2 separate regions of the Homo sapiens genome follow, and region 1 is linked to region 2. A link is an interaction called in ENCODE POLR2A ChIA-PET data of the cell type or tissue named here. Cell type or tissue: MCF 10A. All regions are shown on one strand. Links, peaks and the distances in the headings refer to the core of each region. The heading gives the core; the rest is flanking DNA.

Region 1 (4,397 bases), core at 171-4,170, 100 kb after region 2:
TTTTTTTTATTTTTTGAGACCAATTCTCACTCTTTCGCCAGGCCAGAGTGCAGTGGCGCAATCTCATCTCACTGCAACCTCTGCCTCCTGGGTTCAAGCGACTCTCCTGCCTCAGCCTCCCGAGTAGGGAGTAGCTGGGACTACAGGCGCCCGCCACTATGCCCTGCTAATTTTTTGTATTTTTAGTAGAGACGTGTTTTCACCATGTTGGCCAGGCTGGTCTCCAACTCCTGACCTCATAATTCGCTCTCCTCGGCCTCCCAAAATGCTGGGATTACAGATGTGAGCCACCGCACCCTGCCTGATTGCTTTCTTTTTATCAATATATAATTCACATACCATCAAATTCACCTCTCTCAATTCAGTGGTTTTTAGTACATAGAGTTGTGCAACCATTACCATTGTCTAATTTCAGTACATTCGCATCCCCCCAAAATAAACCCTGTGTCCATTAGCATCCACTCCCCATCCTTCCACTCCCTGAAACCACGATTTACTTTATGTCTCTATGGATTCACCTACTATGGTCATTTCATATAAATGGAATCACACAATATGTGGCCTTTTATGACTGGCTGCTTTTTCTTTTTTCTTTTCTTTTCTTTTTTTTTTTTTTTAATTGAGACAGAGTCTCGCTCTGTTGCCCAGACTGGAGTGCAGTGGCACAATCTCAGCTCACTGCAACCTCCGCCACCTGGGCTCAAGTGATTCTCCTGCCTCAGCTTCCTGAGTAGTTGGCGCTGTAGGCATCCACCACCACGCCTGGCTAATTTTTGTATTTTTGGTAGAGATGGGGTTTTGCCATGTTGGCCAGGCTGGTCATGAAGTCCTGACCTCAGGTGATCCACCCACCTCGGCCTCCCAAAATGCTGGGATTACAGGCATGAGCCACCGTGCCAGGCCTATTAATAGTTAATTTTTAAGGACCACTTCCTAGATGTGATGCACTATACTAAACTCATTAATAACTCTAATCATTGTGTGTATATATATAAATATACATACAAAAAAATTTTTTTTGAGACGGGGTCTCACTCTGTCACCAGGCTGGAGTGCAGTGGCGCAATCTCAGCTCACTGCAGCCTCAGCCTCCCAGGTTCAAGCAATTCTCCCACTTCACCCTCCTGAGTAGCTGGGATTACAGGCGCACCACCGCGCCCAGCTTATTTTTGTATTTTTAGTAGAGATGGGGTTTCACCATGTTTGGCCAAGCTAGTCCTGAACTCCTGACCTCAGGTCATCCACCCGCCTTGGCCTCCCAAAGTGCTGGGATTATAGGCATGAGCCACCATGCCCGGCCAATCATTTTATATTTTAAATGATCTGAAAGGTAGGTACTATTGTTGTCCCTTTTTAAAAATTATATTAAAATTATACAACTTTATAATAAAAATATAATGAAATATAATTATATTTTTATTTTATGTATATTTATTATATATTATAATTATATAATAAAAATCAGCCTTGTCCCCATTTTATAAGTGAAAAAAATCAAGAATTAGGGAACTTAAGTCACCCAATGTTACACAGGGCAAAGATTCATACCAGGCAACCTTACCTAAGACCCTGTATTCTTGGCCATTGTACAAATGCATCACTTTAATCTATGCCTGTCACCCAGCCCTCCCATGAAGCATTCAATGCAGAAGCAGCCCCAGCACCTAGCGTTTGTCAGCACATGCATGTTGCGCTCTCTGCCAAGTGGCAAACGAAGGAGAATGTGTAGGTTTGGCTATCCTGCCACTTTGTCATGAAGCTCTTATTTAAGCCACCAGCTGTCATAATTTTCCTGCTAGTGCGAGCACACTGAGAGCTATGCTTCCCGTCCTGCACTGTGTAGGGAGGCATTTCTTCACCTCTTTGCAGAGATGTTCAGCCCATGATCTTACGTAACATTGCACCCACGCCCTCCACCCACATAAGGATTATGCAATTGCGTGTAGGATTCCTTGCGGTGTTTTCTGGAAATATGAGCCTCTTCAGAAAATGCATCCACGTAGTTTTGACGAAAGAGGATTTTCTGACCTGTGCTGATGAATGTTCTGTCTTTATATATAATTTTGCCTTGGAGAACTTGTCTGGTTTGAAGTCAACTGAAGGTTAAGGGCATATTCATCTACAAATAAGATTATATCCTTCATACTTATTCAGTTTTATTCAATTCCGAAGTCATTCCAAAAATCAAAGATGGCTTTAGCAGTATTTTATATCCTCTTTTATACTGCACTATATATTACAATTCTCTATTATTTAACATGGTTCAAGAGTGGAGGGGTTGGCTGATGGAATATAACTACAATTCTAAATTTTTGATTTATGTTTTTGGATATGGTGGCTTTTGATGCCAATCCATGGCCTCCTTCCCAGAATTATAATTTGATCTTTTTAGTGAGTTTATAGGCTACATTTATCAAGGAGAAGAAATAAAAGGAATGGTTCTCTATTCCTGGCTTCCCAAATATTTAGCATTTAGGAAGGCTCCCAGCTGACACCTCTCCTGTGTTACTTTCTGCATCAGGCTTGTCCAGGCATGTTGGATGGACAGAGAATGTAGGCTGCCAGGATATTCACATCTCATGAGGAGTGTGGCGCCTCCTAGAAGGAGCTCATCCTGGGCGTTGAGGGTGGCTGCGTAGGAGAAGCTCAAGGATCAGCGGGTCTCTCATTATCTTGGGTGGGGGATTTGTGGCCTCACACTGTGTCGAGCAGATTGTGACCTCCTCCAGGCCTTCAGAGACTCCTGTGGTTCCGGCAGGTCCAAGAAGGAGCAGCACTGAGCCATATCACCCTGGGTTTTTCTTAGTTAAGGCCTCAGGGAGGAGTTCATTTACAATGGATTTTGAAGTTGTAAAGGAAGGCCTTAGTCATAGGGGCAACTGTCAGCACCACCAGCCAGACATAGTATTGTAGTATCGCTGGCAGCGACGAGGGACAGATAGCTGAAGAAAAGGGACCTAGGGATGCCACCAGGTATGAAGGAAGCACTAATTTGTGTAGTCCAGGAAGAACTTCCTTGCGGGGGTCCCAGAACCATCAGTTTCTTGGAGTTCCTTAAGGTAATGGGATAGAGGCAGGAGCATTCTCACTCACCACTATAGTTGGACATTATTTTTACTTACAGGCTACTGTAGCCTAGGAAACCTCAGTTATGTAACAAACATATTCTCCAGAAATATTTTCTGAGACCTTCAAGAATCTGCAGATTCATGATGATGGAAATTTGGGTACAGGCTTCTCAATTTCTCCAGAATAAATATTTCAGGAGAGAGGCTTCTGCAACCTTGTATGACAACATTCACAACAAAAGTTCAATGTCCCTTGAATTGGCAAATCATCACCCACAAACAACAGACACTAACACAGCTGTTTTTACTCCAAAGAGCATCTGCATCATGCTTACTGAGTCAGAAACACCATAGCTGAGTGGAGATGGGGCTGCTGGAGGTGATGGTGTGTCCTCTCCAGCCAAAAGCTTCCCCTGGTGTGCTCAGTAGAATTACACCTTCCTTCTTGTTGCAGCCTTCTGGGCTATTTTTTAAATTAAAAAGTAGAATGAAATATCAGATCTGTGAATGCCATAGGGCTACTGTATTCCATTTTCTAATATGATTATATGATTTCTTTTTTTTTTTTTTTTTTTAAACAGAGTCTCACTCTGTTAGGCCCAGGCTGGAGTGCAACGGCGCGATCTCAGCTCACTGCAACCTCCACCTCCTGGGTTCAAGCCATTCTCCCACCTCAGTCTCCCAAGTAGCTTGTATTACAGGCCCCCACCACCATGCCTGGCTAATTTTTTATATTTTTAATAGAGACGGGGTTTTGCCATGTTGCTCAAGCTGGTCTCAAACTCCTGACCTGAGGTGATCCGCCTGCCTCGGCCTCCCAACGTGCTGGGATTAGAGGCGTGAGCCACCGCGCCTGGCCTCTTTTGTTATTGATTGAAACAACAGCAAAGATGGGAATGAGAGTGTTAGGGAGGACATAGCAAAGTAAGGAGGAATGCTGATACTATGGAGGAATAGCTCCTTCCCACACTCTAGATTAAACATTCACCCCAGGGAACAGATCTGTCAAATGCAGGCACCCCTGGAATGTTTACTCCTCTGTAGATGTTACTTTTGTTTTTCAAATTAATCACTTGAGCATCACATGCCTTTTGGCAGAAGTCAACTCTCTTCATTTTGAGGACCCCATCGCTGTTCAATGATCCAAGAATCCCACGGGCTAAATGGGGTGGGAGGTCAGTCCTCACTCGGCACCAATCTCAGAGGGAGCTGTGCCCATCAGTGCTGTGACTGATTGCTGCCGACTGTGGACAAGTCGGGGTGCTCCAGAGCCCATGTGTGCCGGGCCCCCAGAGGCAGGCCGATTCCAGCTGGCCGCAGGGCTTCTTT
Region 2 (4,397 bases), core at 160-4,159:
AGGTTTTGACTGCCCCACACTTATCCCCAACAAATAATCTGTCCCCAGCTACCCAGAGGCACCCTTGTAATAGAATTTTATCCACCCTCCCTCCCCACGTCCAGTGTCAACACCCTGGTCCAAGCCCTCATCTCTACAGCACACACAAAGGTGGAGTCACGTGAATCACATACGGTGTGTACTCCACCCTTCCCTCCACAGTGTGACTAGGAGCAGCCTGCGAGGGCTGTTGTCTTCTCAGGCCTGACTTTGCTCGGGGCACGCACTGCTTACACGCCTGGCAGGGCCCACTGGCTGTGGCCTAAGCTGCAACCAGCAGGCTGCAAGGGCGGCAGGGAGGTTTGTTTGCCCAGCAGAGTGCTGTGAGCATTAGTGTGTACATGCATGTGTGTGTGCCTGCGTGTGCACGTGTACACATTAAAGTTAGCCAACATTTAAAAAATTGTAATATGTCACACTAACAAAATGAATTTTGGGCTGCTTTTGGGGAAAAAAGGTTTGATGATGCCTGGACATCTTCACAGTAAAAAACGGCTGTGTGTTTCCATCTGGACCTATTGACCACTGGACCTGTTGGCTCAGTGACGTCACACATCTGTGCCCTGTAGGGCTATAAACTCACATCCAAACTTCCAGAGAGTCTGAAGATCTCCACCAGCCCTAGACCTGAACCATTCTTCAATATCCTCCACTCTTCTGGCAATTGGCCTACAGCTCCAGTTTCCAGGAAACCAACCAGTCCCCCAACTGCCTTGGCCTCACTGTACTCTCTGCCTCACTTGTTCTGCTCTCAAAGACATGGCTCAAAACTATGTCGTCAGAGAACCCATTTCTGGGTGCTCCAGGCCTGGGCACACACATAGCTGAGATCAGTGATATCTACGTTGGCTGCACTGTGGCTGGAAGCACTTGGGGAGCTTAAAATATGCCCAGGTCCTATCATGGACCAATTAAATCTGAATACCAATTCAATTATTATTTAACAATTCTAGAAGGCAGCAAGGACATTTGTATTCTCAATATGTAGCATAATGTAGTTCATATTTGTGGGTGCAGACATCTACCACATAATGCTTCAGTCACTGACAGACCACATATATAAAGGTAGTCCCCTAAGACTGTAATACCTTTCCTATGGTTAGATATGTTGAGACATACAAATGCTTACTATTGTGTTACACTTGCCTACAGTGTTCAGCACAGTAACATGCCGCACAGGTTTGCAGCCCAGGAACAATAGGCTACAGCATACAGCTAGGTGTGTAGTAGGCTCTACCATGTAGGTATGTGTTGGGTACATTCTGTGATGTTCACCCAAGGATGAAGTCCCTTAAGGATACATTTCTCAGAGTGCGCCCCTATCATTAAGCTATGTATGACCGTACTTAAAAATGCTTATTGATGATGATGATATTGACACTGCTGAAAATTATACATAGTTCCTGCTTACAAGAAACACTGCGTACTTATAAAAGCCTGAGATAGGAATGAAAAAGAGATTGCAGAATAAATGTTCCAAACGAGCCAAGCTTTCTGAGGGAGAAAAAACCTGTGTGGACCTCATTAGTGGAGTATCCACCCTAACACCCTAGCCGAGGTGGCCTTGAACAGTCTTAAAGATGAGCAGAAATTTCATATATGAGAAAAAGAGACAAAGCCTGGGGCAGGAGGAGAAGTCCCCAAAGAGAAAAAGGAAAAAAAAAAATGCTGTACTGCACATCACAGGAGAAGACGCTAAAACAGCATGCCCGGGCTAGGGACAACTGACAGACAGCACACCACGGTGTCTGGGTTTTTTATTTTATTATTATTTTTTCTTTTTTTGAGATGGACGGCAATGGCGCAATCTTGGCTCACTGTAACCTCTGCCTCCCAGGTTCAAGTGATTCTCCTGCCTCAGCCTCCCAAGTAGCTGGGATTACAGGCATACCCGGCTACCAAATTTGCCACCATACCCGGCTAATTTGGTATTTTTAGTAGAGATGGGGTTACACCATGTTGGTCAGGCTACTCCTGACCTCAGGTGATCCGCCTGCATGTGGGTGACCTGTGCGTGTGGGCGGCCCGTGCATGCGGGGGCGGCCCGTGCATGTGGGCAGGCTGTGAGTGTGGGTGGACTGTGTGTGTGGGTGGACTGTGTGTGTGGATGGCCTGTGCACGTGGATGGCCTGCACAGGTTTAGACCAGGCTTGTTCCCCATTGTCTGTTTCGTGCTTTCAGTGTGGCTTCTGTTAAACGCAGGCACCATCCTGCAGCTAACACAGTCACAGCACAAAACAGAAAACGCCTGGCTTCCTCTGCCTGTGAGTGGCTCAGCCTGGGAAAGAATGGCTGCTATTTACGTGGGGACTCCACATCTGTACTCGGTTGTGAAAAGTCATTAGCTTACCAAGCAGGGGATGCCTTTCTCAAACATCTGTGCAGATGTCATGTGGTTGAGTCTGAGACTCAGATGCATGTGGCAGTTTAAAAAGAGTAGGCCTTCTGCACAAGTCTAAAGAGGCCATCAGACCTGGGACCTTGCCCGGCTCCTGCTGGGCACACCCATCGCAGGTGCTCCCGGCTGGCAGTGCACACAGGCTGGGTAATCCAGCTTTCCTTCCTCTCACCCCCTCCAGTAGGAGGCAGGGCAGGTCCTTGGGACTCAGCAGGGAATGAATCACAGCACACACAACTCAAGCTTCCTTTGATCTATTCAGGTTGAAAAACCTGGGTGTGCCCTGGCAGGAACTGTTTATAAAATGAAAAAGTATATATATGAAAACATTTCTGCCATTTCCAAGGTCATCAACCATAGCTCTAAATGATTTTAGCTTAAAACCATCACACATTTACTAAGTTTCAGGATGACGCTTGTTAATTCCCACATCAGCTGGAAGCTCCCAGCTGGGTTTTTATTCTGAGAGCTCTTCAACATTCAGCAGAAGGCTTGAAATCCACTCACTGAAAGTCAGAGGGTCTTAGGTGACATGGTGCAGTGAATGCAAATCGCAGGTGTGAGGCCCAGGTAGCTGAATTAAAACCTAACTCTATAGGTGACAGCCACTGCCCAGCCAGGCTGGTCAGGCTGAGGTAGACAGGGACTGCATGCTGAAAAGGGAAAATTCATGCGTCTCTGTACTTTCCCAGACCCTGAGTTCAAAAGCACTATGCTTTACATCTTCCATCTTTCCAGTTGGAAATGTCATCTGTGGACCTGAAGGTATAACAATTTCTTACTGTCCAAGAAAAGTGGACTGGGAAATCCACAGTGATGCTGAGGCCAGCTGACCTGAATGGCACCTCTACACCATGGGTGCCTGTTTACCATGTTGGCTACTCTGGCTGGCTGCTGGCAAACCGCATGTGCTTAAAGGGAATTTCAGAGAGAAACCAGGCACACCCGGCTCTCCTGGCTAAGAGAGTCTGTTTATGCTGCAGGCAGAAGGGAGTTGCCATTCTCTCTCCATGAGATTCTTCAGCAATAGGATGTTTGCTTCATCCTGTTTACAAGCGGTACATAAGCTGCGTCTGGTTTGTGTCTGGCTATTTATTTGCAGCCACAGTTGTAGACTTCCCTCTACCAAGGGAAGAGGAACCATGACTTTCTTGTTCATCACTGGTAAGTGAAGTGCTGGGCCCAGGGAAGGAATTCGGTCACCACTGCGTTGAGTGAGTGAGTGAGTGAGTGAGTAAGTGAGTGACTAAGTGAGTGAGTAAGTGAGTGAGTGAGGGAGTGAGTTGGGATTCAGCTGCCAAGTCAGTGCCCAGTTTTCTCAGCAATAATAAAAAGTCAGAAAGATGTCCAGAAACAAATGCCCAGAAGACAGCTGAGTGCTACCGCAGCCTGCAGAACTGGTTACCAAAGAGGGGAATGAGGAATCCTCGCATCCTGTACCAGCTCCCACATCCCTGAGTCCAACACTAATCTGATTTAAGCCCTCATTTTCTAAACATGCCATGATCCAGCCACCATGCCACACTGTGTATGTTCAATACCCCTGGCAACTTCATATGCAAGTGTATTCTCCCCATTTTACAGACAGGGTGGCTGAGTATCCAACCAGTTAAGTAACCTTCTCACAATCACACAGCTGGAAAAGACTGGAATTCTAGCCCAGGTCTTTCTGAGCCTAGGACACCACCTACACACTTTGCACCGCCTCCAGCCTTAATTACTTCTTGAAAACAAGCACCGGGGTTCCTGGCAGACTGATGCTAGGATGTTTGGACTCCTTGACACATACTAGAACGCTGGTGCCCTGCAGTGCCGGCTGATGAGCGGTGAGGTTAGAGAATACTCTTCAGTGAAGGTTTCCAGCACACAGTTGTAGAGACGCCCCCTTTACTCTGATGTGGGGTCTGGACAAGCCTTATTTGCAAACTGAGTTGGGCCTCCAAGAACTTCCTTCAGTGCT

What was found. Peaks named below come from ENCODE experiments on the same cell type or tissue, not always from the same donor. Only the 100,000 strongest peaks of a DNase experiment are listed, where the experiment ranks them.
Region 1: POLR2A ChIA-PET joins it to region 2 with 9 read pairs; 2 of 35 experiments call an interaction of 5 or more read pairs at or near these places.

Annotation. Positions count from the first base shown.
Region 1 is chr7:51,322,790-51,327,186 of GRCh38, forward strand. No RefSeq gene overlaps it. Among named protein-coding and RNA genes, the nearest start is that of COBL, 8.2 kb to the left of the region's middle. RefSeq lists enhancers at 1,980-3,179, 3,957-4,397. In MCF 10A, for the core only: no CTCF peak of the experiment used is centred there; DNase peaks (open chromatin) are centred at 1,922 and 2,532.
Region 2 is chr7:51,222,875-51,227,271 of GRCh38, forward strand. The region is part of intron 1 of COBL (cordon-bleu WH2 repeat protein); the gene reads right to left. Among named protein-coding and RNA genes, the nearest start is that of COBL, 92 kb to the right of the region's middle. RefSeq lists enhancers at 1,597-2,305, 2,306-3,014, 3,179-4,378. In MCF 10A, for the core only: a CTCF peak has its summit at 2,638 (motif pointing right); DNase peaks (open chromatin) are centred at 2,627 and 3,687.